Linked DNA regions of Mus musculus: regions 2, 3, 4 and 5 are each linked to region 1. A link is a loop called in an ENCODE intact Hi-C map of the cell type or tissue named here. Cell type or tissue: gastrocnemius. All regions are shown on one strand. Region 1 has its middle 51 kb from the start of Slc25a36. Region 2 overlaps Slc25a36 (solute carrier family 25, member 36). Region 3 overlaps Spsb4 (splA/ryanodine receptor domain and SOCS box containing 4). Region 4 overlaps Slc25a36 (solute carrier family 25, member 36). Region 5 has its middle 18 kb from the start of Gm51657.

What was found. A loop is a pair of places that touch in the nucleus more often than their neighbours do. Peaks named below come from ENCODE experiments on the same cell type or tissue, not always from the same donor. Only the 100,000 strongest peaks of a DNase experiment are listed, where the experiment ranks them.
Region 2: a loop joins it to region 1, with 5 times the contacts of the local background. A loop is called at or near these places in 18 of 42 quality-filtered maps.
Region 3: a loop joins it to region 1, with 4 times the contacts of the local background. A loop is called at or near these places in 5 of 42 quality-filtered maps.
Region 4: a loop joins it to region 1, with 3 times the contacts of the local background. A loop is called at or near these places in 8 of 42 quality-filtered maps.
Region 5: it touches region 1 in a loop (6-fold over the local background); 29 of 42 quality-filtered maps call a loop at or near these places.

The regions. Positions count from the first base shown.
Region 1 is chr9:97,159,819-97,164,818 of GRCm38, reverse strand. No RefSeq gene overlaps it. Among named protein-coding and RNA genes, the nearest start is that of Slc25a36, 51 kb to the right of the region's middle. In gastrocnemius, a CTCF peak has its summit at 2,110 (motif pointing right); no DNase peak of the experiment used is centred here; H3K4me3 peaks cover 255 bases; H3K27ac peaks cover 483 bases.
Region 2 is chr9:97,078,641-97,083,640 of GRCm38, reverse strand. Slc25a36 (solute carrier family 25, member 36) reads left to right here. Exons shown (of 7, transcript NM_138756.4): 6 at 3,159-3,448; 7 at 4,402-5,000. The coding sequence ends at 4,595. Among named protein-coding and RNA genes, the nearest start is that of Gm19325, 26 kb to the right of the region's middle. In gastrocnemius, CTCF peaks have their summits at 1,449 and 2,338 (motif pointing left); no DNase peak of the experiment used is centred here.
Region 3 is chr9:96,958,109-96,963,108 of GRCm38, reverse strand. All of the region lies in intron 2 of Spsb4 (splA/ryanodine receptor domain and SOCS box containing 4), which reads left to right. Among named protein-coding and RNA genes, the nearest start is that of Gm16010, 54 kb to the left of the region's middle. In gastrocnemius, CTCF peaks have their summits at 1,926 (motif pointing left) and 2,667 (motif pointing right); DNase peaks (open chromatin) are centred at 614, 1,602, 1,938 and 2,652.
Region 4 is chr9:97,102,781-97,107,780 of GRCm38, reverse strand. All of the region lies in intron 1 of Slc25a36 (solute carrier family 25, member 36), which reads left to right. Among named protein-coding and RNA genes, the nearest start is that of Slc25a36, 5.8 kb to the left of the region's middle. In gastrocnemius, a CTCF peak has its summit at 3,103 (motif pointing left); no DNase peak of the experiment used is centred here; H3K27ac peaks cover 1,215 bases.
Region 5 is chr9:96,912,274-96,917,273 of GRCm38, reverse strand. No RefSeq gene overlaps it. Among named protein-coding and RNA genes, the nearest start is that of Gm51657, 18 kb to the right of the region's middle. In gastrocnemius, no CTCF peak of the experiment used is centred here; DNase peaks (open chromatin) are centred at 105, 450 and 2,224.

The sequences.
Region 1 (5,000 bases):
CATTTGACTCAATACTCATTCATAATTTAGTCATAATTGCTATGCTCAGCAAACTAGAAATGGAAGGGAATTTATTTAACCTGATAAGATATGCCTATCAAGGTCTAGAGTAAACGTTACAGTTTATAATGAAACCAAAACATTGTTTTCAATCAGGACTAAAACAAAAATGCTCTCCTCTTGCCACTTCTCAGGGCTGTTAATTCAGGGACCCTGGTTCCACAAGTCAAAAAAAGAAAACATGCGTGAGGACTGGAGAGGAAAAGAAATTAATTTTCTCAGATAATGTGATTGACAACATAGAAAACCCATCTAAACAAATAATTAGAATCAATTAGTTAGCCAGAGAATTATAGAAGTAAAATCAGATTGTGGTTTGCTCTCAGTGGTACAGGGCTGGGGGACTCAACTGGAATAGAGACTTCTTTCATAAGCAATTGGACCTTTGCAAGATATATCTCTCGCTCCCCTCCCCTCTCCTCCTCCCCCTTCCCTTCACCCTCCCCCTCACTCCTTCCCTCCCCCCCCCCCCTGCATCAGAAAAGCCTTCATGGGAGCAGCTCTGGTTAAGAGATACGGATTTTCTCATTGGGCTTGCAGGAACAATAGAGAAGCAGCTGACAGGATACAGGTAACACAGTATTCTAGGAAAGAGAGCTAAGGAGACTTCTTGGGTTTGGAGAGCTCAAGAGAAAGGTATAGTCTACCTCAATCCAGTGACACAGATAGGAAGAGATTTATTTCTACAGAGCTAGCAGTTTGGAAGACCAGACTTATAAATAGTTATTTTGTATATAGTTAAGAAAATAGTGTTATCTCGTGGAGCTAGCTGAGTTTGGCCTCAGTTTATGCCTCCCGTGTCTTGATGTAAATATTGGATAATTTAAATGGTTTCAAAGGGCAGCAATGTCTGGACCCTTAGGAGCATAAGTGACTAGTACTTAAAGTTGACCAAGAATCTGTTTTCAGGAATGAGCTACCAAAGTGAGCTACCAAAGCCCTTGTTTCTCAATAATTCTAGGTGGCTCCCTGCTGTCCCAGGAGAAAGCATGACAAGGCACAAAAGCTGAGAAAATGGTCCCCATGATGAGGCCTCAAGACTTCTTTTCTTTGCCTCCCTCCTCCCGACTTCACTAAATAATTACCATATTTGACCCTCACCCCTGCCATGTACTGTCTGTCTCCCTGCCTGGGCTGCTCTGTCCTTCCTCAGTGATGACAGCCTTGACCCACAGGCTCCAGGATGTCCCCCGTGGCCCAGCAGAAGAAAACAGTGTCAAGTTTCTTACTGAATTCTTTTTCTTATCAATAAGGTGTGTGATCTAGTCTCGAACTCGTGGACTCAAGTGTTCATCCTGCCTGAGCCTCCCAAGCAGCTGGGAGTTGAGGTGCACACAGCACCTTGTATTGCTCTTCATGGCTGAGCTTTATCTGGGCTTGTTTTGAGATTTTGGGGCTTGCACTCACATGGGCAGAAGTTGTCACTAAAGCATAATAAAGCCCAGCTACGTCTGTTAGAAACTCCATAGAGATAATTCTTGCTTTTCCCAGGAAAATCAAGATAATCCGTTCTTAAACATCACTTGCCATTTTAAGAAGTTCTATAAACAGCCGTTGTTAGTATCACCAGATTGCTGCCAAACAGGAGTGTGAACCTGAGGCTGCCAAATATTCCGATGTTTACAAAAAACATAACTGGGAAGAGTTTCCACACATGTAATCAACTCCAATTGGTTTTTTTGTACTGAGTACTGAACCCAGAACTTTGCTCTTGCTGGACCAACATTCTACCACCTCCATATGTCCATAGCTAATAACTGTTTTGAAATACCAGGTGGATGCTATGAAGGCCAAATAGAAGATATCTGTCCAGGGTCCACCCAACAGTGACCTCTGCTCTAGATGTACAGTGACGAGGTAGTCTTTGACTCTCCGTTGAGTAGCTCTCTGTTAGCTAGGGCAATGAGATTTTCAGAAAATCTCCACAATTCCCCATTTTTCTTACACACCACCATCTTCCTTTTTCTACATTTCTAGACTGGACCCAGGCAATGGATGTGTGAAGTTTTCTTTTCCAGAATGTGACAAGTAGGGATCTACCTGTGTTTCTTCAAATTCACCACCAGAGGGCAGACCTGTAAAATAAAAATCAAAACTCATAGATTTGTTTTATTTTAATTTGCTGGTAGTTTCGGTGAAGAGCTTCCAGGGACTAACCATTAAAGGGATTTTGTTTGCATATCTGAATGTAAGCCTTCTACAATGTACGATTGGGATGGGAATGTGTGTGCCCTGAAGAAGCCATAGAAGACATGGGCTACATTTTGAAACAGGACACCTGAGGATTTTACACCAAAAACCCAATAGCAATAGCTTGGTATCGCTCAGCAGTACAACTCAAGACAGGCAGGAATCTGTTTATTTCAGGAAGGCTTACGAATAAATGTGAGGTGCTCTGTATGATCTGCCACAGTCACCTTTTTCTGTCAAATGGGTCTCTTAAAAGAACCTGTCCAGATGTGATCTCTTTAGGCAACAAATTAAATTCCTGGAAGAAAAGCCGAGTACAGAGCATAGAGAGAACAAAGTGGAATGTCTCGTGAACAGCTGGTGGCCATAGAGTGGCGGCCGTACAGTGGGCTGTGTGCTAAGGTTAGCAACTAGAACTCCAAGAAGCGGAGCTCTGTGTAACTCTGCATCGATTTCTGTAATGCGAATATTCCTGTGTTGACCAACTTCAGACTCCCAACGAGACATCACTGAACATCTCTCCAGGCCCTTCTGGCTTTTAGAGCCTCCATCAAGAAACCAGGTGTTATTCTAATGGGTCTGCTGTTATGTTACTTGGTCTTTATCTTTCTTTGTTCTGTGCATTCAGGTCTATTTGTTGCTCTGTATGCCGGTTTGTTTTCTAAAGAGAGAGAAAAGGAAAACAGGAAGTTGCGTGTGTGGGAAGGTGAGAAGGATCTGGGAGGAGATGGGGGAGGGGAAACCATGATCTGAATATATTGTATGAAAGAAGTCTATTTTCAATTAAAAAGTAAATAATTTTAAAGGTTACATGAAGACTACCCATGTAACCCAACAATTCTTTTAGATATATGCCCTTAAAGAATTCGATAATTTATGTCTATTCAAGAGATTGGACATGAATGTTTATAACATCATAATTCATAATAGCCAAAAAATATAAGCTGGATTGAGAACTGCAAACAAAATGTGATATATTCATACAATGAAATATCATAAAGAGAATGAAGTGGAAAACGCTAATTCAGTTTCAAAAAAAATCCACTGTGCACAAAAGGCTACATCAAGTATGGTCCCAGAAACCCCAAATAGGCAGGCCAAAGAAATGGAAAGCAAACTTGGTTGTCATTTGGGAGGAAAGGAGAGGGCGTGGCTAGCAATGGGTGTGGTTTCTTCTTAAGGTGGTGAGGATGTTCTGGAATCAGTGGTGATGATATAAAACCTGAAAAAAAAATCCACTAAATTGTACATTTCAAAATGGTGGAGGAAAAAAATGGTGGACCTGAAGGGTGTGAATCATTCAGTTGTTTTATGTGTGTGTCTATAGCTTTTACTCTCTACTTCTCCCAACTTTGACATCATGACTTACTTGGTCAATTGCACTGTCTTTCCATCCCAACCTTTCTTTCACACAAAGCCTCCTAATTGGACAACCAGCCTCCACTCCCATCCTCTATCATAGATCCTCTTTCTCGGCTGCCTGCCAAGACGAATGTCAGCCCTTCACTTTCATGTGCATGTGTTCATGTGCATGTGTGTGCGTGTGCATGTAGGCATGCATGTTCTGCTTTCTCTACTCTCACACAGAGCACCTCTGATATAGGTATGCAGATTTCTCCCCACAATAAATTCCACTTCGCCTGTAGACACCAAGTTAGTCTTGTACACACAATCCAATTCTGACACTGCTTATTTACATAGAGTGTGCGTCAGAACCCCATACATATAGGATTCAGTCCTACCTTAGATGTCAATCAAAAGCTCGGGCTTCCCTCAACCCCAACCGACCAGCCAAGGCTATGGTGCCCTTTCCTCAAGCTTGATTAGAATGTCGAGTAAACACTGGGAACCACCTTACTTATGCTTGCCTTTGTATGATCAAGAGTGTCAGAAAGCCTGGAGAGGATAAGAGTAAGTTATGGGAACAATAGGCGACACATGCCCTCTTCAGCCAGTCAAATCATTGTCCACTGCTAATTCCTTCAGATTCTGGGTTCTTTGCCCTCCCCAGACAGAGAGGGTGGGGCTGAAAGTACCACTCCCAAGATGGCAAGGTTAGTTAGATAAGCAAACCGTATGTGGAGGCTTTCCAAAAGTTACCTCAAACATACTCAGGGGTGGTTGAAAGGGGCATAAAAGAACACAGATTTCTGTTGCCTTTAATGGTCCCATCACTCAGGAAATTATTGGACTTTTTAAAAGTTGGGATGTAGAGGAAAGATCTTTAAGAGACCAGAGAAGGTCTGGCAAGATGGCTTAGCGGGTAAGAGCACTGACTGCTCTTCCAAAGGTCCTGAGTTCAAATCCCACAACCATATGGTGGCTCACAATCACCTGTTATGAGATCTAACACCCTCTTTTGGTGCATCTGAAGTCAGCTACACACATATATATATACACGCATATACATATATATTCATATTAGTAAATTTATTTATTAATAAATAAATCATTGGGCCTGAGCAGAGGTCCTAAAAGTTTAATTCCCAACAACTACATGAAAGCTCATAACTATCTGTACAGCTACAGTGTACTCACATAAATAAATAAATAAATAAATAAATAAATAAATAAATAAATCTTTTTAAAAAAAGAGAGAGAGAGTGAGAGAGATCAGAGAGGAAGAGTGTGTACTTATCAGGAAGTCTCCAGACATGGCCTCCACACAGTTGTTCTTCTTTCTTCTCCTTCCTCTTCCCCTTCCCCTTCTCCCTCTCCTCCTCCTCCTTCTTCTGTTCCTCCTTGACTTT
Region 2 (5,000 bases), 81 kb after region 1:
CAGCCATCTGACGGGCCTGTCATGTCCATTTAGCAATCATTTCCCCATTAGTCACGGGGTTTGACCAGTTTTTAGAACCAACTGTGAAACTTTTCCTCTGGAGCAAGCCTCTGTCTGATCCAGTCGGAAAGCAGATGGGCATCCCCTGAAATAGGCCTGCCAGTGTTACGCCAGTAGGTTCATCTTGCCTAGCCAATCAGTATTGTGCATATTGAGTCCACAGCAAGTAAATCTGGTTGAAACTCCTTCCCCAGCCTTCTGCATAGCACTTTCTAGCACTGAGGGCCACTATTGAGTATTTGTTGGTGCTTCTGTTTCATTTGAAATGTGGATCTCCTACCAAAAGCAAAAGCTATATAATAGCTGATAATGAGACAGTCTAAATAAGAAAACTGCCCGTATTTTGGAGTTTTATGTGCTGCTTATTGGGGGATGATAGGTTAACCAAGCCAAAGTAGTGATTATTACCTGTATAGCTCCTTGTAAGGGCCTCCTAACAGCTAAATAAATGACCTCATAGCTAGTCTAGAGAAAGGACCATTGCTTAACCCAGTGACCTATGTCCAAAAGCGCTGAGCTGGGAGGCCGCAGCCCTATGGTGGTAGACTTCCTTAGTTACCACTGACCTCAGGTTTACCAAGAAAAAGTTTACTCATTCAACAGAGCTATGTTGAGCAAGTACTGCTTCATGTTATAAGATTCACCTGGAGTCACTGGGATTTATTTTAAATGGATAGATCAATGGATGATTCTTTTTTAAAGCCTGCTTTTGGTTTTTCGAGGCAGGGTTTCTCTGTATAGCCCTGGCTGTCCTAAGTGCTGGGATTACAGGCCTACACCACCACTGCCCTGCTTAAAGCCTGTTTTAATCAAGAACCAATAAGAATAAATCTCAGAGAATCTAAAATATAAGACTTGGGGGATGTTTTGTCATCTGAGAGCAGACTAGAGGCAGCAGTGCAGCTGAGGTATTCCATCTCAGCTCCTGTTGGCCTCAGTGGAGAAAAGGGAGAGTTCACTTTTTTTTTTTTTTTTTTTGAGATTATACTTCTTAAATAGCCGATCTTATCTGGTTGTATTAGTCAGGGTTCTCTAGAGAACAGAAGATTACAGGTAAAAGGCTTGTTGATAGTTTCTAGGTATAGGTCTGGATTAGCTGGGCAGTGCCGTTTCCTGAAGGTACTATTCCCTTTATTCCCCTTTGAATCAGACCTTTCCTTAAGCTTTTTTTTTTTCCTTTAAAGATTTATTTATGCATTTTATCTATGTGGGTGTTTTGACTATATGTACATTTGCACACTAGAAGAGTACTGGATCCCATGGGGCTACAATTACAGATGGCTATCAGCCACCATATGTGTGCTGGGAAGATCAGCCAGTGTTCTTAACCACCACCTTTCCTACCACCACGACCCTTTTTTGGAGATAGGGTTTCTCTCTGTAGCCCTGGCTGGAGCTCCCTCTAGGGACCAAGCTGGCCTTGAACTAAGAGATCTGCCTACCTGTTCCTGCTTCCTGAGTGCTAGAATTAAAGGCATTTGTGCTTCACCACCACCGCCCAACTAAACTTTTTAGTCTCTTTGAACAAAGAACTTGGTTCCACCTGGTATAACTGTCCTTTGAGATACTCGGCCAGAGTCTGACCAATACAGATGCAGATGTTCGCAGCCAACTATCAGACTGAGCACAGGGACCCCAATGGAGGAGTTAGGGGAAGGACTGAAGGAGCTGAAGGGGTTTACAACCCCATAGGAAGAACATCAATATCAACCAAACAGACCCCCAGAGCTCCCAGGGACTAAACCACCAACCAAAGAGTACACATGGAGGGCCCTGTGGCTCCAGCAGCATATGTAGCAGAGGATGGCCTTATCTGGCATCAGTGGGAGGGGAGGCCCTTGTCTTGTGGAGGCTGGATTTACCAGTGTAGGGGAGTGCTAGGGTGGGGAGGCAGGAGTGGGTGGATGGGTGAGGGAAGCACCCTCACAGAAGCAGGGTGTAGAGGGTGCAATGGAGGGTTGTAGAGAGGAAACCGGGAAAGGGAGATAACATTTGAAATGTAAATAAATAACCAATAAAACAAAAGCAATAAAAGAGAACTTGGTTCCAACATTACATTTCCTGGTGCTCTTTTTTTTTTTTCAACTGTATCTATATTTCTCTTTGTTCTGCTTGCCCCCTTTCTGCATAAAGTGATCACTTAGTCTGTCCTGAAATCTCCTTTACCAGTGATACTGACCCAAAACTCTTTAACCCCAGTCGCATTTTTAGGTGAAGGGAAAAGATCAGCCACGTATCACAAGAATGGAAGAATGTACCCTTTAGGGATAGCTACAGTGCCCTCATGCGGCACTGAAAGAGATTATATTTGGAAATGTAGGGACAGAGTGGCCATTTACCAAGCTGCTCCAAGGGAGTCTGTCAGGCATTTGTCTGATAGCTTTTCAGCTGGGCCTTTGTGAAATTGAAAAAAAAACTAATTATGATCCTTACTTTAAGATGCAGTATCATGGGCTGGTGAGATGGCTCAATGGGTAAGAGCACCCGGCTGCTCTTCCGAAGGTCGGGAGTTCAAATCCCAGCAACCACATGGTGGCTCACAACCATCTGTAATGAGATCTGACTCCCTCTTCTTAGTGTCTGAAGACAGCTATAGTGTATTTACATATAATAAATAAATAAATATTTTTTTTAAAAAGATGCAGTATCATAATTTAACACCTCCCTTGGCCTTTGGGGGTGAGGTTAGTTTGTTTGGTTTTTTTGAGACAGAGTCTTAATTATGTAGTTCTGGCTGGCCTGGAACTCACTGTGTAGACTAAGCTGGCCTCAAACTCATAAAAGATCCACTGCCCTCTGCTTCCCAGAGTGTTGTTGAGATGATGATGCACACAACACAGACAATGCCGACCCTCATTGTCTCATGTCAGTAACTGCAAAGGAAATTTAGCCTCCTTGGAACTGAATGTTCACAGTGTAAGACTTTGGGGTTTGATACTTTTTGAGTCTTGCTTGGGTCAACATTTGAGCATGGCATGGAGTTCCATAAAAGTAGGGAAAGAATAAAGAGTGCCATATTTAAGAAATACATATTTTGTTAACTTCGATAAAAATCTTCCAGTACTTAATGCCAGTAATATTTTCCCTTTTATTTGCAGGACTCGTGGGGAAAAGCAAATGGGTGCTTTTGAATGTGTTCGTAAAGTCTATCAGACAGACGGACTGCGAGGATTTTATAGGGGCATGTCTGCCTCCTATGCCGGCATATCAGAGACTGTTATCCATTTTGTTATTTATGAAAGTATAAAGCAAAAACTACTGGAATGTAAGACTGCTTCTATGATGGAAACTGATGAGGAGTCTGTGAAAGAAGCATCGGATTTTGTGAGAATGATGCTAGCTGCTGCCACCTCAAAAACCTGTGCCACAACCATAGCGTATCCACACGGTGAGAGAATAGCTGGGCCACAACCATAGCGTATCCACACGGTGAGAGTATAGCTGGGCCAGAGCAGTGCATCACCCTCTGGGGCATACAACACTCAGCTGCCATATAAGAAGATGCTGATCTTAATAGTAGTTTTAGGGCTGGTGAGACGGCTCAGTGGGTAAGAGCACCCGACTGCTCTTCCGAAGGTCCAGAGTTCAAATCCCAGCAACCACATGGTGGCTCACAACCATCTGTAACAAGATCTGACTCCCTCTTCTGGAGTGTCTGAAGACAGCTACAGTGTACTTACATATAATAAATAAATAAATCTTTAAAAAAAAAAATAGTAGTTTTAAGTCTAGTCATGCCATCATGTTTAAATGGAAAACAAGAAGAAATGTTAAAATTGTAATTTGCCCAAGGGTATGTCAGAAATGGATCCCAGATTTAAAGTCTTTAAATTACAAGGACCCAAGCAATTTTATATTATTTTATATTGCCACATTAAGCATGCCCACCAAAAAATTGCTTCTAATATATCCTGTATTCATCTTTACTATATTTATGAATATTATTTGTTCATCAGGCTGTATTTATTATATACCCTTATATTTTACTTAGTGTATATGGCTGTATTAGTTTGGTGTTTATCCAGTCTGACTGGTCTCAGGAAGCTAGCTATACACTGAATCACTGTCATGAGTTTATAGTGACAGATGAGCTCTGTGCTCGGTAAGGAGGAGGGTAAAAAGGTTGCAGTAAAATGATTTTCTTTGCTGGGCGGTGGTGGCGCAAGCCTTTAATCCCAGCACTCGGGAGGCAGAGGCAGGCGGATTTCTGAGTTCCAGGCCAGCCTGGTCTACAGAGTGAGTTCCAGGACAGCCAGGGCTACACAGAGAAACCCTGTCTTGAAAAAAAAAAAACAAAAATAAATAAATAAATAAATATTTTCTTTTGTTTTTCCTATACAGAAGTTGTAAGAACAAGACTACGTGAAGAAGGGACAAAATATAGGTCTTTTTTTCAAACATTGTCTTTGATTGTTCAAGAAGAAGGCTATGGATCTCTTTACCGCGGTCTAACAACTCATCTGGTGAGGCAGATTCCAAACACGGCCATTATGATGGCCACCTACGAACTGGTGGTCTACCTTCTCAACGGATAGCAGCAAGGGCTGCCATACTGCAGAGCAGGAAGACCAAAAGATCACAGTGGACCATGGAATCTTGAAGCCAGCCAGCATGGTGGACAGAAGACAGTAGTTGGGAAACATGTAACTACTATGGCTGAGTGGAAGTTTGGTTTTAGGAAGTAAGGTACCATACGACATTAATCTTTCAGTGAGTAAACCCTGGGCCGCCTCGTCAAGAATGCTTTGAAAAGCATTCCTTTCTCAAAATTGCCATTTTCTCTATTGTTCACCAGCTCCAGTTTGTTTTACTGGTTTATGACATTCAGAATACAGTGTTGATTCCATGAGCATTTTTGGTTGTTTAAACAAAATCATTCCTAAGTGTATACTGTACTGTAATTTTCCAAAGATGGTAGTGACAATTACAAATGACTAACT
Region 3 (5,000 bases), 200 kb after region 1:
AGGGCACGGGCATTTTAGCAAATCCCCACCCTAAGAGATCAAGCTAAAAACACACTGGTTGCTTAAGATGAGAGCTGATCAGGAAAATCCACGGATGTTGAAAGGGCTCTTTCTCCAGCAGCTTTCAGTCAGTGAGGTGTCGGTGAAATAAATAATCCTGGCATTAAGTAATAAGCCTCACCCATAAGGGAATGATTAGGGGCTGAGTGAGGGATACAGGCAGTGAGGGCTGTCAGCTTGTGGATAGGACCAGTCTCTATGGGTGCAGCGTTACAGGGGCGGCCCTTGTGCAGGCAAAAATGGTCCGGGGTAAAGATGTTCCAGGCACACCAGACAGGAGCAATGGTCGGAAGGCCAGACAGTCCTCACTTCTTGGGGGAGGGGGAGGAAGACAAGAGTCTGGCAGGAGGGAACTTGTAGGTGGATTCTATGAGGGGAGCCTGCTGGAGCCAGCCAGTGACCCGGACACTGCCACTCTGTGGACAGCTCCTGGGTGGTTCCCCCTGACTGGCCACAGAAGCCTCTTTGAGGCCTCCCAGGCCCAGCTCAAGGATCCCCTCGGCATGGCCCCTGGTGGCTATTGCTTTTGGCAGCCGAGGATCTGCAGGTCCGTTAGAGGTGACGGCGGCGTGGCACAGTTGAAATGCTGCCAGGTCCCGTGGTCTGCACACAGGTGGCCGGTGTCAAGCAGGCCATGCTGTCTGCGGACCTCACTGCCCAGACCTGGGCAGGCTTGTGAGGCATCCTTGGAGCCTACACAGGCTGCGTGGCTGGCCCAGCACAAGTGAGCCTTTGTAGCCCTGGTTTATGAAACCAGCCACATATTTCCCCGTCACTTTATGAGGTGCTAGCTCTGCCCATGCAAGCTGAGGAAAATAAAGCGTCACATGATTTGTACCGCTACAGTCTGAAGTGAACCAGTGCTCCCTTGCAGAAGTGCTGTGCTCTCGACCAAGGCCTTGTGGCTCTACTAGGGGGAGGGGCAGACTCAAGATTTCACCCCTGGCGGGACACTCCTGTCCAAGCCACTTGGTGGAGAACAGAGAAGAGACAGAGGCAGTGAGACTGGAGGGTGGTGTCAGGTAAAGAACTTGAGACTTTAGCATCGTGTTCTCAAGGCTGGCTTTCCCACAGGTGAGGGAGGCCCTTTTACCTTTTAAGAGATCCGCAAGGCACCTGGTGGGAATGCTCTTGCAAAGTTTACCACAAGGTAAAGAGCATTCCAGAAGGGCTCTGGCCTTAAAATACCTGGCAGGAAGGGCTTTGCCTTGCAATTGAAAAGGATTAGTTTCCTGAGGTGTGTCTATAGGTAGCCACCCATACACTGTGAACTGTGATTTCTGGCCTCCCCTTATCTCCTGCTCCTTTTGTCTTTACCTGTCACTGGTCGGGTACTTCCTAAGTTACATAGAGTATTTCACTAGGCACCCACTTGCATTAATCTGTCCTGTGTGCCTCAAGAAAGCCCTGTGCAGAGTGCGTGCACACACACACCCCCATCTCCCTACTCCACCCCCCACAGTGCAGAGATTTGCTTTGAGCTCAGAGATAAGTGACTTGCTCCAGACACACAGCTAGAATCTGGCAGAGCTTCGCCACTCAGGGTTAGAAAGATGGCCATAGGATGGGGACCGAGGATGCAGCCTGGTGGTAGAGCTCTTACCTAGCGCGTGCATCTCCCTGGGATGAATCCCTAGCACAGAAGTGGGAGAGGAGGGTTAGTGTAGAGGAGATGAGGGGACCATGTATAAAAACCCCAATTATAATTCAGCGGCTCGCTACTAAAGCGATACTCAAATTGATCATAGTTATAGATTCTAAGTACCCTTTGAGCTGAAACCGAAAAGCATTTGCATGGGAGCAAATCCAAAATGCCCACTTAGAATAACACACACCGCTCAAGGTAACTCCTCATTGCCACCTGGTGGCATTGCTTTTGCATTGCAGGGGCGTAAATACGAGCAAAGACAGCTACACCTCAGCCTGGAGCCAATGGGAGAGACCCCCACTTGAAAACTGGAGCCCAAAGTTCCCATTAGTGTTGTACCCTGGCCACAGCAGTGGAGGCAGGCTACCCCTTCAGCTTCCTGGGTGGCTCATCTTTAGCTATGCAGCCCTCTGTCGACTGACCTCGCTGGAGTCTTCCTCCAAACCCAGAGCTCCCTTGACTCTTCATTTCCTTCCTATGTCACAGTGAACAGGAAGAGAAATGTTCAGGCGACGGGCTTTGAGGCTCCGGTGGTGAAGGCCGTGGAGGGTTTTCACAAGTTCTTAACCCCTTTCTAAAAGTCACACTAACTCTTCCAACAGTGCCCTTGGCCTGGTCCTCTTCTGCTGTCCTCTGATCCCAGACCCCTTAGGTCACTTCGCATCCCATTCCCCTTGTGATGGTTAATCTAGATAGTCAACCTGGCCAAGATGATGGCAAGAACCTAGAATTCACAGAGCTAACCTCTGAGAGGGCCTTTCCAAACAGGACTGGTAGAGCAAGTGGGAAGGGAGGCCCAGGTAGGTGTGTCACTATTCACTAGCCCAGAGGCTAGGCTGGAACCGAAGGGGAAGAGAAAGCTAATAGTCAGGCGACAGTCCCACTCTTCCAGAGCCAATGTGTCTGTTGCCCCCTGGACCCAGTCTTCCAACACAGACACAAAGGCAATGACTATGTCTGCCTCTAGAGGGCAGAGCAGGGATGCTACCGTACTTCATCAGACTCACCTGTGATTCTGTAGTTCAAGGTCAGGGTCCAGAGCAACCTGGCACAGAGGGGGATATTTTTTTTTCTCTTATAAGGAACAGAACCCATAACCCGCAGAGCCACAGTTAAGAAAGGAAAAGGATGTGTTTTCTGGAAGACTAGTGCTAGGCTAAACCTTGTTCCGGCCTCTCTGCCTGACGTCTGTTTTTCTCTCTACTATAGCTCCGAACAGTTCTGGCCTCCCCTCCCTTCTGGTTCATTGAGGCAGCTTACTGAACTTCAAGCTACCATGCTCTCAAAACTACAATAAAATGCAATAAAATGACCCACGGAGAGGCTGCAGAGATGGCTCAGCGGTTAGGAGCACTGACTGCTCTTCCAGAGGTCCTGAGTTCAATTCCCAGCAACCACATGGTGGCTCGTGACCACCTATCTATCTATAAAGGGATCTGATGCCCTCTTCTGGTGTGTCTAAAGACAGCGATGTACTCACACAAAATAAATAAATAAATAAATAAATAAATCTTTAAAGAAAGAAAGACCCATGCAAATATAGTGTTCCATATTGACCTTAGATTGTCTGCCCCAGGAACCCATTCAGCACGATTGGAATCAGATCCCCAAACAACTCTGGGCCCTAAGGAACCTCAAGTTTGCATCAGCATTGCCCAGTGTAAGTCCTATAGGGCACACTGATTAGGTCCCTTCGGTCACATGGCCACCCTGAACCAATCCCCGTGGCCGCTGCATTGGAATGTGCTGGTTTGCTCAACTTCTTTCAGGGCTGAGAGGAAGTCCAACCCAAGTCACCCTTGAAGGCGCCTGCAGGAGTGAGACTGTGAGGAAGCAGTGGGCAAAAATCATAGAAAGCCATCAGTAACCGACATAAGGGTTAGCAGGATAGACGTTTATAAATGGTTTACATTGTATTTATTTACATTATAAAACCACAGTGAAAATCTAGGCTGGCCTTGGCAGTGCCATTTCATTCATCCAAAGGGTGGCTTTAGAGGTAGAGGAGATTGTCTGTGTTCTGTAGCCTGCCTCCTGCTCTCCTGGCTGTCAGTTTGAACAGTCTAGTTGAAGACACATCCCCCAGGTGTCCTTACTTAGAGACCTAGGAGGGAGGGATTTCCTCAGGCTTGTGAGTACCCCCCCAGAAGTGCCTGACATCTGCACCCCATCCTAGAGGCTCATGATCTTCTTCCATTCCCTCTTTTGGTCTCCTGATGGGAAGTGAAGATTTGTGTTTGTTCATAGTGGCCTCTCACTGTTCTACCCCACTAAGATTAGTGTTAAGCCTTCAGATAGAGTGGGATCTACTGGTTCAAGCCGGTAACCCTAGCAACTCAGGAGGCTGAGGCAAGAGGATCACGTGGATCAGGCCCACCAGAGACTCAGAGAGAGTGCCAGCCTAGCCTGCATAACTTAGTGAGACCACATCTCAAAACCAAAGCTAAGAAAGACGTCTAGGGGTGTAGCTCAGTGACAGAGCCCTTGCCGAGCACAGGAGGAGCCCTGAGTCTGATTTCCACTACCGGAAAAAGAAAAATCCCTACACAAGGTCGAGGTGATTAGGTTCTTAGAGACTCATGGTCCTGAGCCTTGTCCTAAAGATGAGGTCTAAAAATGATCTGGGTCTTAGTTGAGTCACATAATGGATTAAATTATAGAAACCAGGGACCTAGGCTTGGTAGTTCTTTCCCATGGATGGATGGCTACCACAGGCACCCAGCAGAGAGGCAGCTTAAGTGAAGACCCCCACCACCTTCCCATGGGCATTCTTCAGAATGAATTAGCACGGGGTCACAGACTCATGAAAAGCCCATAAGCTCGAATCTACTGGGTTTAATTCCTGCCAAAGGGGCTTGCTCTTCCCCGTGCCTGGCTCCAGATGTTAATAATCTACTAGCCTGGCATGCTGATGAGGCCAGAGGTGGGATGAGAGCAGGAGCCCTAGGGTCTGGGTGGATGATCAACAAGAAAAGCAACTGAACAATGAGTGCACTATCCCTGCAGAGGATTGTAGAGGTTGTAGGATTGCAGCTTTCTGTTCAAAGGCCACCAGGACTCATTCAGAGGTCCTGCCTCAAAGAGCCCCCAGCTCACTGGGGCAGCTACCGAGTTAGGATTGGTCAGATGAGCATTAATAAAGGGTAGGCAGTGCAGTGAAGAGAGAATGACCATCTGGGCCCCCGAGAGAGAACTGTGGAGGGACACACGGCAGGAATACTGGAGGGGACATTGAAGAGACTGCTTGGTGGAGAAAGCCATGAAAGGCTTGTCAGAGGAGGGGTCAGGTCAG
Region 4 (5,000 bases), 57 kb after region 1:
CTCAGAGATCCTCCTGCCTCTGCCTCCTCAATGCTGGGATTAAAGTTATTGCTACCACAACCTGCCCAGTAAATGCTCTTAACTATTGAGCCTTGTCTACAGATCCATCCTGCAAAGACCTGTTGGGCTGCTATAGCAAAACACCATAAATCAGGTGGCATCTAAAAAGTTAGCATTTATTTTTTCCAGTTCTAGAGACCAGATGTAGTGATGGCAGATTACATGCCTTCCTGGTGAGGCTGTGTTTCCTCAGACTCCATCCCCACTCTGACCTCAGATGGTAGGAAGAGCTGGCTAGCAGGGTCTTTTATGACACCAATCCCAAACATAAAGCTTTGCCCTCAATATCTAGTCACTTTCCCAAAGCCCAGCTACTGTTACCTTAGGTAGTAGGATTTGAACCTATGAATGGCAGGGACGTTTTGAGACATAACCCCTGTGAGAATTCGTTCTAGTGGATTGGAAAACCAGGAGAATTCTTAACTATCAAAACAGTATTCTTGTTGTTGTTTTTGTTTTTTCTCTTTGGTTTTTCGAGACAGGGTTTCTCTGTGTAGCCCTGGCTGACCTGGAACTCACTCTGTAGACCAGGCTGGCCTCGAACTCAGAAATCTGCCTGCCTCTGCCTCCCAAGGGCTGGGATTAAAGGCGTGCGCCACCATGCCCAGCATTTTTTTTTTTTTAATCTGTGCTTTTAAAGAGTCTCCTGGTTACATTGAGCTTGAATTATTCAACTGTGCTGCTTATTCAAGAGGTTGGTAAAAAGTACTAACGTAGTTGACCACTGGCATGCCAGAAATTTTCTCTTATGTACATAAGCAAATACAAACAGCTCCTTAGAGGTGGGTAAACTTACTAGACAAACATAAAAGTAGAAGAATTCTAATTGTCTTATAAAGCTGTTGAGTTAAACAAGGCTGTAGATGCATAGATGCATAGAATATATTTATTTTCATCTTATTTCTCTAAGTGATCTTGGCTATTTTACTCTGCTGGTTCCTTTTCCTCCCTGGTCCTTCCTTTCTTTTCCTTCCCCTTTCTTCCCTTCCCTCTCTTTGTTCTTTCCCTTTCTGGGTGGCAGTGTTTCGCCATGCAGGTCTGCAGTTCTCGGTTCCTTTGCCTTAGCCTCAAGAGTGCTAACTTATGGATGTGTACCAGTCTACCCAACAACTGCCTCTAAGAGTCTGTGTCTGTGTCTGTATATGTGTGTATTTGTGTGTATGTGTGTGTGTGTGTGTGTGTGTGTGTGTGAGAGAGAGAGAGAGAGAGAGAGAGAGGTTCTACCTGCCCATATATCTGTGTTCTGTATGCATTTTGGGTACCATTGGAGAGCATTGGATCTTATAGAGCTGCTGTTACATATATTTGTGAAGCTCCACATGGATGCTCGGAATTGAACTTCGATTCTCTGGAAGAGCAACCCGTGCTCATATTCATGAAGCCATTGTTCCAGCCCCTGCCTATGGCCTATGAAGTATTAAAATACACATTGATCCAGGTAGTTTGACTAAGAAGAGATAATTGAGGTTACTTTGGATGTACCAAAGGTATTATGCTGTTTATAGTTCAGTAAGATTCATAATCTAGAGATTTTTTGATGCTATAATGATTTTTAAATGTTCTTTGATCTCAAACTTGGCTGTTCTCTCCATGGAATAGCCAGTGAAGAAAACAGTGACTTACAGAAATAACTTTAAAGTATGATTTTTAAGTAGTGAAATGGTCACATTAGCAGACTAGTTGACTGCCACACTACATTCCCTCTGACTCAGGGCCATACCACTGGGGTAGAGGAGAAAAGCACTGTGAGGAGGGAGGGAGGCAGGAGATCCTGAGGGCCTGCATTAAGGCTCTTGCAGTGTGCTGCTGAGAAGCCTGTCTACAGCCAGGGAGACTTAAGGCAGTTAATTTTTCTTTCTGGGTTGTCATTTTTGTGTCTTTTGCTCTTTGAGACAAAGTCTGCTTTGTATCCATGGCTAGCCTGGAGTTTGCGATGTAGACCAGGTCCACTTGACTCTGCTTCCCCAGGGCTGACTGAGGCCCTGTCTTTTTCTTTTTCTTTTCTTTTTCTTGTTTTTCTGATAGTTGTCAGAAACCCTTGAGCCCTTTTCTCCTTCTTGGTGATTTTTAACCTAGAACTTCCTGCATGGGTAATTAGAGACTTTTCAGCTAGTTTTGATTCCAGAAACTTCCTCATTTTGATTCTGCAAAGTAAACCAAGAGCCTCATGCTTCCAGCCTTCTTTTTTTTTTTTTTTTTTTTTTTTTTTTTTTTTTTTTTGGATTTTCGAGACAGGGTTTCTCTGTGTAGCCCTGGTTGTCCTGGAACTCACTCTATAGATCAGGCTGGCCTTGAACTCAGAAATCCACCTGCCTCTGCCTCCCGAGTGCTGGGATTAAAGGCATTCGCCACCACGCCGGGCTCAGCCTTCTTTTTATCTTGAGACAGGATCTCACTAAGTTGACTTAGCTTGTCTTGGAACACCCTAGCCTAGGTGGGTCTTGAGCTTGTGATCCTGCTAATTCTTGCTATTTTTGTAAAACATGATTATGTTGGTTATGCAAAATAGTATTTCTAAAATGTTTAAAATGTTGTCCTTTAAAAATCTACTTATTGATATGAAACTGGAGAAGTGGAGTAAGGCTAAAATAACATAGTATTGGGGTTTGGTTTTTGTTTTGAGATAGGGCTAGCCTAGATTTGTTTGAACTCACTGTGGAGCTGAGGGTCACCTTGAACTTGTGATTCTGCTTCTGCCTCCCAAGAGCTAGAACTGTTAACCCTGTACCACGGCTCCCAGGCCTTTCCATTAATTAATTATTTGCTTAGCTTAGAATACTTATGCCATCCACATCTTACATTCGCATATGAGATAATACTGCAGATTTAATATATTTTAGCTGTGTTCATGTTCATTTTGACATAGAGTTAAGTGCATTGCAGCACAGTGTGGAGTCATGATGCCATAAAATAAAATACCTTTGGGGCTGGAGAGATGGCTCAGTGATTTAGAGCACTGACTGCTCTTCCAGAGGTCCTGAATTCAATTCTCAGCAACCACATGGTGGCTCACAACCATCTGTAATCAGATCTGATGCCCTCTCCTGGTGTGTCTGAAGACAGCTACAGTGTACTCATATGAAATAAATAAATAAATAAATAAATAAAATAAAATAAAATAAAATAAAATACCTTTTTACCCAGTGGTGCTGGGTACTCAGGAGGCAGGCAGTCTGACAATCTGATGTTTTTCTCTTCTTTGTGTTCTCTCTGGCTATCAAAGTCTTTCTTGTCTGCAGTTGAAAAGATTGTGATAGTGCATCTGCATTCAGTGCATTTTCTTAAATTTGAACTCAGGTTTTTGAGCTCATCAGGGAATTCAGCTCCTGCCCAGGAGCGTGGGTGAGTGGGTACATTCGTGGGTGCTGTGAAATTAGGGCTCAATACATGCTAGACAAATACTATCAGGAGCCTTATCCCAGCTGTATTCCCTTTAGAAAGTAAGATTTCTGTCACAAATACTGGCTGCTTCTGGAAAGATTCTCGTTGGGTATTTACTTGTGGACATAAACATATTAAATGTTTTTGCATAGTGGAAATGCATTCAGCTCCAAATACTTCATATGTTGCTAATTTTCACATTTGGCTTTTGTCCTAGTTTGCTTTCTGTTGTATGATAAATGCATGACCAAAAGCAGCTAGGGCAAGCAAGGGTTTGTTTGACTTAACCTGTCCTAATCACAGTAGATCACTTCGGAAAGCCAGGGAAGGAATTCAGGTAGGGCAAGAACCTGAAGGAAGGTGTGAACTCAAGCAGAGGCCATGGAACACTGTTTACATTGCTTACTGTCCATAGGCTACTGATTTTGCTTTTCTAAACAACCCAAAACCATCTGCTCAGGGGTGGCACCACCCACCATGGGCTAGACCCTCCCACATCAGTCATTATCAAGAAAATGCCTCTACTTGCCCAGACATGCCCAGAGGGCAAGCTGTTGAAGGCGTTTTCCCATAAAGGTTCTCTCTTCCTATATAACTCTAGTATCAGATTGACAAAAGACTAACTAGCATAGCTTTTTAAAGATTTGTATTCTTGAGAGTTTCATACATGTGCAGTGAAATATATTTACTACTAATAAACCTCCCTCCAACACCCCCATATTCCTCTCAGTACAGTCCCCTAATTTCATGCATGCACACACACACCCCATCTAGTTGGGGCTACCTTTCTGTGCATGGGTGTTGGACCATCCACTGGAGTGTGGAAATTGTTCCAGTAGCCACAGCACTCAAATTTTAAATGTAATTTTCCTTACTCTAGCAGCTGTCAACTACCAATAGTTCTTCAGTAAGAATGGGATCTGGACACTGTTGCATATGCCAGAAAGATTTTGCTGAAGAAGACCCTGTTATAGCTGTCTCGTATGAGGCTTTGCCAGTGCCTGGCAAACACAGAAGTGGATGTTCACAGTCATCTACTGGATGGAACACAGGGCCCCCAATGGAGGAGCTAGAGAAAGCACCCAAGGAGTTGAAGGGGTCTGAGCCCTATAGGTGGAACAACAATATGAACTAACCAGTACCCCCAGAGCTCGAGTCTCTAGCTGCATATGTAGCAGAAGATGGCCTAGTTGGCCATTATTGGAAAGAGAGGCCTCTTGGTATTGCAAACTTTATATGCCCCAGTACAGGGGAATGCCAGGGCCAAGAAGCAGGAGTGGGTGGGTAGGGGAGCAGGGGGTTGGGGGGGGAGGTATAGGGGACTTTCAGGATAGCATTTGAAATGTATATAAAGGCGGGACGTGGTTGCGCACGCCTTTAATCCCAGCATTCGGGAGGCAGAGGCAGGTGGATTTCTGGGTTTGAGGCCAGCCTGGTCTACAAAGTGAGTTCCAGGACAGCCAGAGCTATACAGAGAAACCATGGGGGGTGGGGGAGAAGAAATGTATATAAAGAAAATATCTAATAAAAAAAAGAATGCGGTCTGGAGATCATCTACC
Region 5 (5,000 bases), 250 kb after region 1:
GAGAGTCTAAGTAAGTTTGAAGTCAGGCAGATTGGGCCAAATGCCTAGCTCTGCCCATAAATGTGCATGAGTTACTACACACTATCTGAGTCTCTCAAGAACCTAAAGGTGAAATCAGACAACGCCTAAAACACCCGGCCAATGGGAAGTGACTGATAACGGTGCTCTTTGTGGCCCAAGCTAGGAAGTTGCAGAAACTGAATTCTGTGTTTTCTACCAACCATACTGGTATTTTTCATTAAAGTCACAGGAAAGATCCAAAGTTACGGTTGGGGTTCAATATATGCAGTGACGAGCCCAGCAACCGTTCTGGAGTCTGTAGTGTTTAGAATCAGTCTACATTCTTCCTTCGCTCTAGCTGTGTGAGGCTCTTTCTCAGTCTTTGATGGCACTGAGCCATTCGTTCTCCCCGCCTGCCCCCTGGTGATGAATGTGGAAATTGCAGCCTCGATATTCCACCTGCATCCCTTCGAGGAAGCCAGGCTCACGGTTGCTTCACGATGCCATCTAGTGACGTCTGCTGGCATTTTTGCAGAGCAGAAAAGGGAGTTCGTGCTTGGGAAAATGATTGAAGCTGCCATGGCTGGACCTCACTCCTCAGTTCAACATTCACTGGCTGCGTGACCGCGGGCATATTACTTCTTCAAATGCTATCCATCTCAAAGAAGTTTTATGATAGATACGATAACGGAGCTAAAAACACCTCAAAGGGTAGATGCTCTCTTTCTCGCAGGACAAAAATTAAACAGACCACGATTAAAGTTATCAAAACTGGATTTCTAAGCTTCAGAGAAAATAAAAGGTCTTGGTAGAATAGAATAGGGCACAGGGCATGAAGAATAGTCGGCGGGATTGTTAAACTATTCCCGGTGCAGTGAAGAGTTAAGACAACATTCCACAACTGACCTTGACCTTCAGGAGTGACCTCTGCTTCTGTGGCTAGGACTCAGCAGACTGAAGATGGATATGCCGAGAAATGAGTGGGTAAAGGATGGGTGTACTGCTGGGGCGGGGGACGTATGAATGAACAGTAGAGTGGATGAGTGGACGGATGACCTAGTGGGTGGGTGAGGGGCTAAATGAGCAGGTGAATGGGTAGGTAGGTGGACTAATGAACAGGTGACTGAATGGTTGGGTAGATGGATGGGTAAATGAGTGGGTTGGTGAATCAAGAGGTAAGTAGGTGGATGGTTGGATAGATGGATGAGCAGGTGGGTGAGTGGGTGGGTGGACAGGTAGATGGATAGTGGTAGATGTTCTAGCAGTACCAGAAAGGACTGTGGGCTGGATGTTCTAATCAGAATGCTGTAGAAGAGGCATTAATTAAAGTGGGTTGGGACCTGAAGGATGAAGAGGGACTTTGTTGAAGACCAGCTGGAGTCATGGTTCTCAACCTCCCTAAAGCTGTGACCCTTTAATAGGGCTCCTCATGTTGTAGTGAGCCCTTAACCATAAAATTGTTCTTCTTGCTACTTCATAACTGTAATTTTGCTCCTGTTATGAATCAGGGTGTAACTAACTGATATGAAGGACATCTTATATGCATTTTATATGAAAGGGCTGTTCAACATCCCCCCCGGGGGGGTCACAATGCACGGGTTGGAAACTGCTGAACTTGACCAAAGATGGGGTCAGGGTCTTGGCCTACAAGGGAAGGAGCCCATGGGAGCACTTGAGCAGAGGCTGATGTGGAAAAACACTGTGCACGGAAGCTAAAATGGCTTCTGTATACCAGAAACCAGCTCAGGTTGGGCCAGAAACCAGCTCAGGTTGGTCAGATGCAGAGTTCAGGCCGGGGTCCGGGAAATCAGTACTGAGCAGACAAACGGAGCATCTCACAAACGGAACATCTCCTGGCATCTGTGCTTCTCAGCCGGCTCCACTGGGGAGTTCTCTTTCATATTCAGCCCATCTGTGTGAGACTGTATGAAAAATTAAATATGCTTGATCTCCTGAATTAGAGTAATCTCCTGGTCAGGGTTAGATGCATTTCTAAATTCTTTCCTAATTTAATTTTTTTTTCAATGCCGCAAAGGTGTAACTTGCAGTAAATAACTTGTAAATAAGTAACTCACAACAAATAAAAGTTCATTAACGTTAAATGTGAACCTTTGGACAGAGGCTACTGCTCACAGATAGATGCTTTCCACCATATACAAGGCTCTGGATTCAGTCCCCAGCACGGGATAAACAAGCACCGGTCACATGACCGTCTTTATGCTTGGCTGCCCAAATTGTGGCACAGGCTGTCTGCAGCCTCAGGATGGTTCTTGAATGTCCCTTCCTAGTTCATACTCACTGTCAAGTCACATGCACTCTGGCCTTTGCCCCTGCTGTTTTTGCCTGTTCTTCATACGGGTGGGATGATTCATATATATGTGTGTGTTATGTTTACATATATGTACACATATTATATAAATCACATGTATATGTCATATATACACATATAAGCATCTCACACATGTTTACACACACACATACACACAAACACAACACACTTGGGTCTAACTTCTTTTGCTGATTATATATCTGTAAGATCAGTCCATGCTGGACATTGGGTTGCTGTCAGTTTGGGGCTACAGTGGAAAAGATTTTGATGAAATCACAAACCAGTCTTTTACCAGATGTCTATACTTGTTTCTCTTGATTATATACCTAGAAGTGGAATCTCCAAATTACACAGTTGGACTTCCATAAGTACTCACCATTTTAAAAAAATTATACTCAATTTGTAAATAATACTTAATGACCTAAGAACCTTAGCTACACTACAGGAGTGACATCTCTTAGAAGTGAACTTTCATGTATTGCTGAATGTGTGAAGGAATGCCAGAACTCACACCCAGAAACTGCAGAGGGAAACTGATTTGTCCAACTTAGCGTTAATATAGACCAAGTGGATGTGATTAAAGAAAGCTCCCTAAAATGGACAGTGCCCAGGGGTTGGAGGGATGGCTTGGCGGGTTAAGAGCTCTTGCTGCCCCTGCAGAGGACCTGAGTTCAGTCCCCAGCACCAATGTTGGGGATTTTATAGCCACCTATAACTCCAGGGGATTCAGCTCCCTCTTCTGGTCTTCTAAAGCAACTGCACTCATGTGGTACAAGCTCATACGGGCATACATACATATAAATAAAAGTGCATCATTTTTTAAGCAGACAATGCCTTTCAGAGTCACCAGTGTCTGAGCAAAGTCAGGCAGCTCTGCTCCCTCAAAATGATGCTTTTAGTAGTTGGCTCATGTTACCCCCCAGTCACAGGAGATCCATTCATATCAATAGGGTCCCAACTCACAACAGAAAGCCTTCTTGGCCTTCTCAAATAGCCCCTATTAGAGTGACAATACGCAAGCAAGGTGAAGCCTTCGTCGTTCGTTCAGCCTCTCAGGAAGCCTGGCCTAGAATCAGAGAGGCCTAAGGTGACTTCCCAGCCATAGCAGAAACGCCTCTGTACTGGAAAGACCCCACTCGGACCATTCTCCCTCGGACTATAGCCTCTGTTGGATGTCCAAGTGCTCTCCACTGCCCACTTTTCTTCTTCTGTGTGTTTCTTGGTCTGGGTTCTTCATGTCCCTGAATTTGTACCATCTTTGCATAGCTCCAGTCACTAAGGAGCCATCCTTTGTGAGGCTTATCCACCAGAACATGGAGTTCTGGGGACCTTGCTCTTGCCGTAGCCATAAGAGTTTGACCTCAGGGCTGGTGAGATGGCTCAGTGGTTAAGAGCACCACCAACTGCTCTTCCAAAGGTCCTGAGTTCAAATCCCAGCAACCACATGGTGGCTCACAACCATCCATAAGGAGATCTGACACCCTTTTCTGAAGACAGCTACAGTGTACTTACATATAACAAATAAATAAATCTTTCACAAAATGAGAGTTTGACCTCAGATAAAACTGAGTTTCTTTTCATAATCTTAGTCCCCAAAGCTGCTATGGACACACTTCTGTATACTCTCTGGCTCACAGACAACAAAGACTAAGTCTGTTTCTCATAGCTCTGGAATTGGGAAGTCCAGAATCAAGGCACATCAGTATATCTGATGTCTGGTGAAAGCCTGCTTCTTGGTCCAACCTTCTCTTGTGTCTTCGCTTGTTCTCGTTAGCTCCAGTCAGGGCTGTAATCCGTTCACGGAAGCTCTGTCCTCATTGGCTGTCAGTTCTCAAGGACAGGCTTCCACATATGTTTGGGGGGGGGGTGCAGATGTTCAGTCCACACAACCCCCCTTTGGAACATTAAAGTCCATCAGGAAAACAAAGGCGAAGATGAAGCGAGGAGATCCAGTTGGATCAGGATTCCAATTTGATGGCGGGATAGATGCACTCTGGGGGCAAGAGTCATCCGTGGGTAATATCACAATTTGGGGGGCAGAAATAGAGGAACAAGATATAGAAAGAATGTGCATGTATTGTGCATGCATGAACATGCAGGTGCATGTATGTGAATGTTCATATAGAGCCCAGCAGACAATCTTGGGTGTTGGTCCTCAGGTTTCATCTATATTTTTTCTTTTTAAATTTTGAACCATGGATTCTCACTGCCCTGGAGCTCATCAAGTAGTAGGTTAGATTAGCTGGCCGATGGGTTCAGGGGGGTTGCTTGCCTCTGCCTCCCCAGCACTCCGAGTTCAGGCACATGCTGTCATACCCACCTTTTCACATGGGCTCTAGGGATCAAACTCAGATCCTCATGTTAAGTACTTTACCAGCTGATCCATCTCCCCAGACCCAGCCACACAGTTCTGAAAATAACACACTCATGAATCCCTCTTGCCTGCATGTAGTCATTATTCAACACATTTGAGATCTGACCAGAAGCCTTTGGGTTATGATCACTTTACCTCAAAGAGTTTCCTGTGGTATATGTGGTAGAAAGACTTTGATCAGCTGTGGAGCGACTTTAGATCAGATATGGAGATTTCAGCTAATCAGCTCCAATCTGCTGTCCATCTCAGAGATGGAAAGGCCGGCCACGTAAAAGAGGGGAGCTTTGAGCTTTGAGC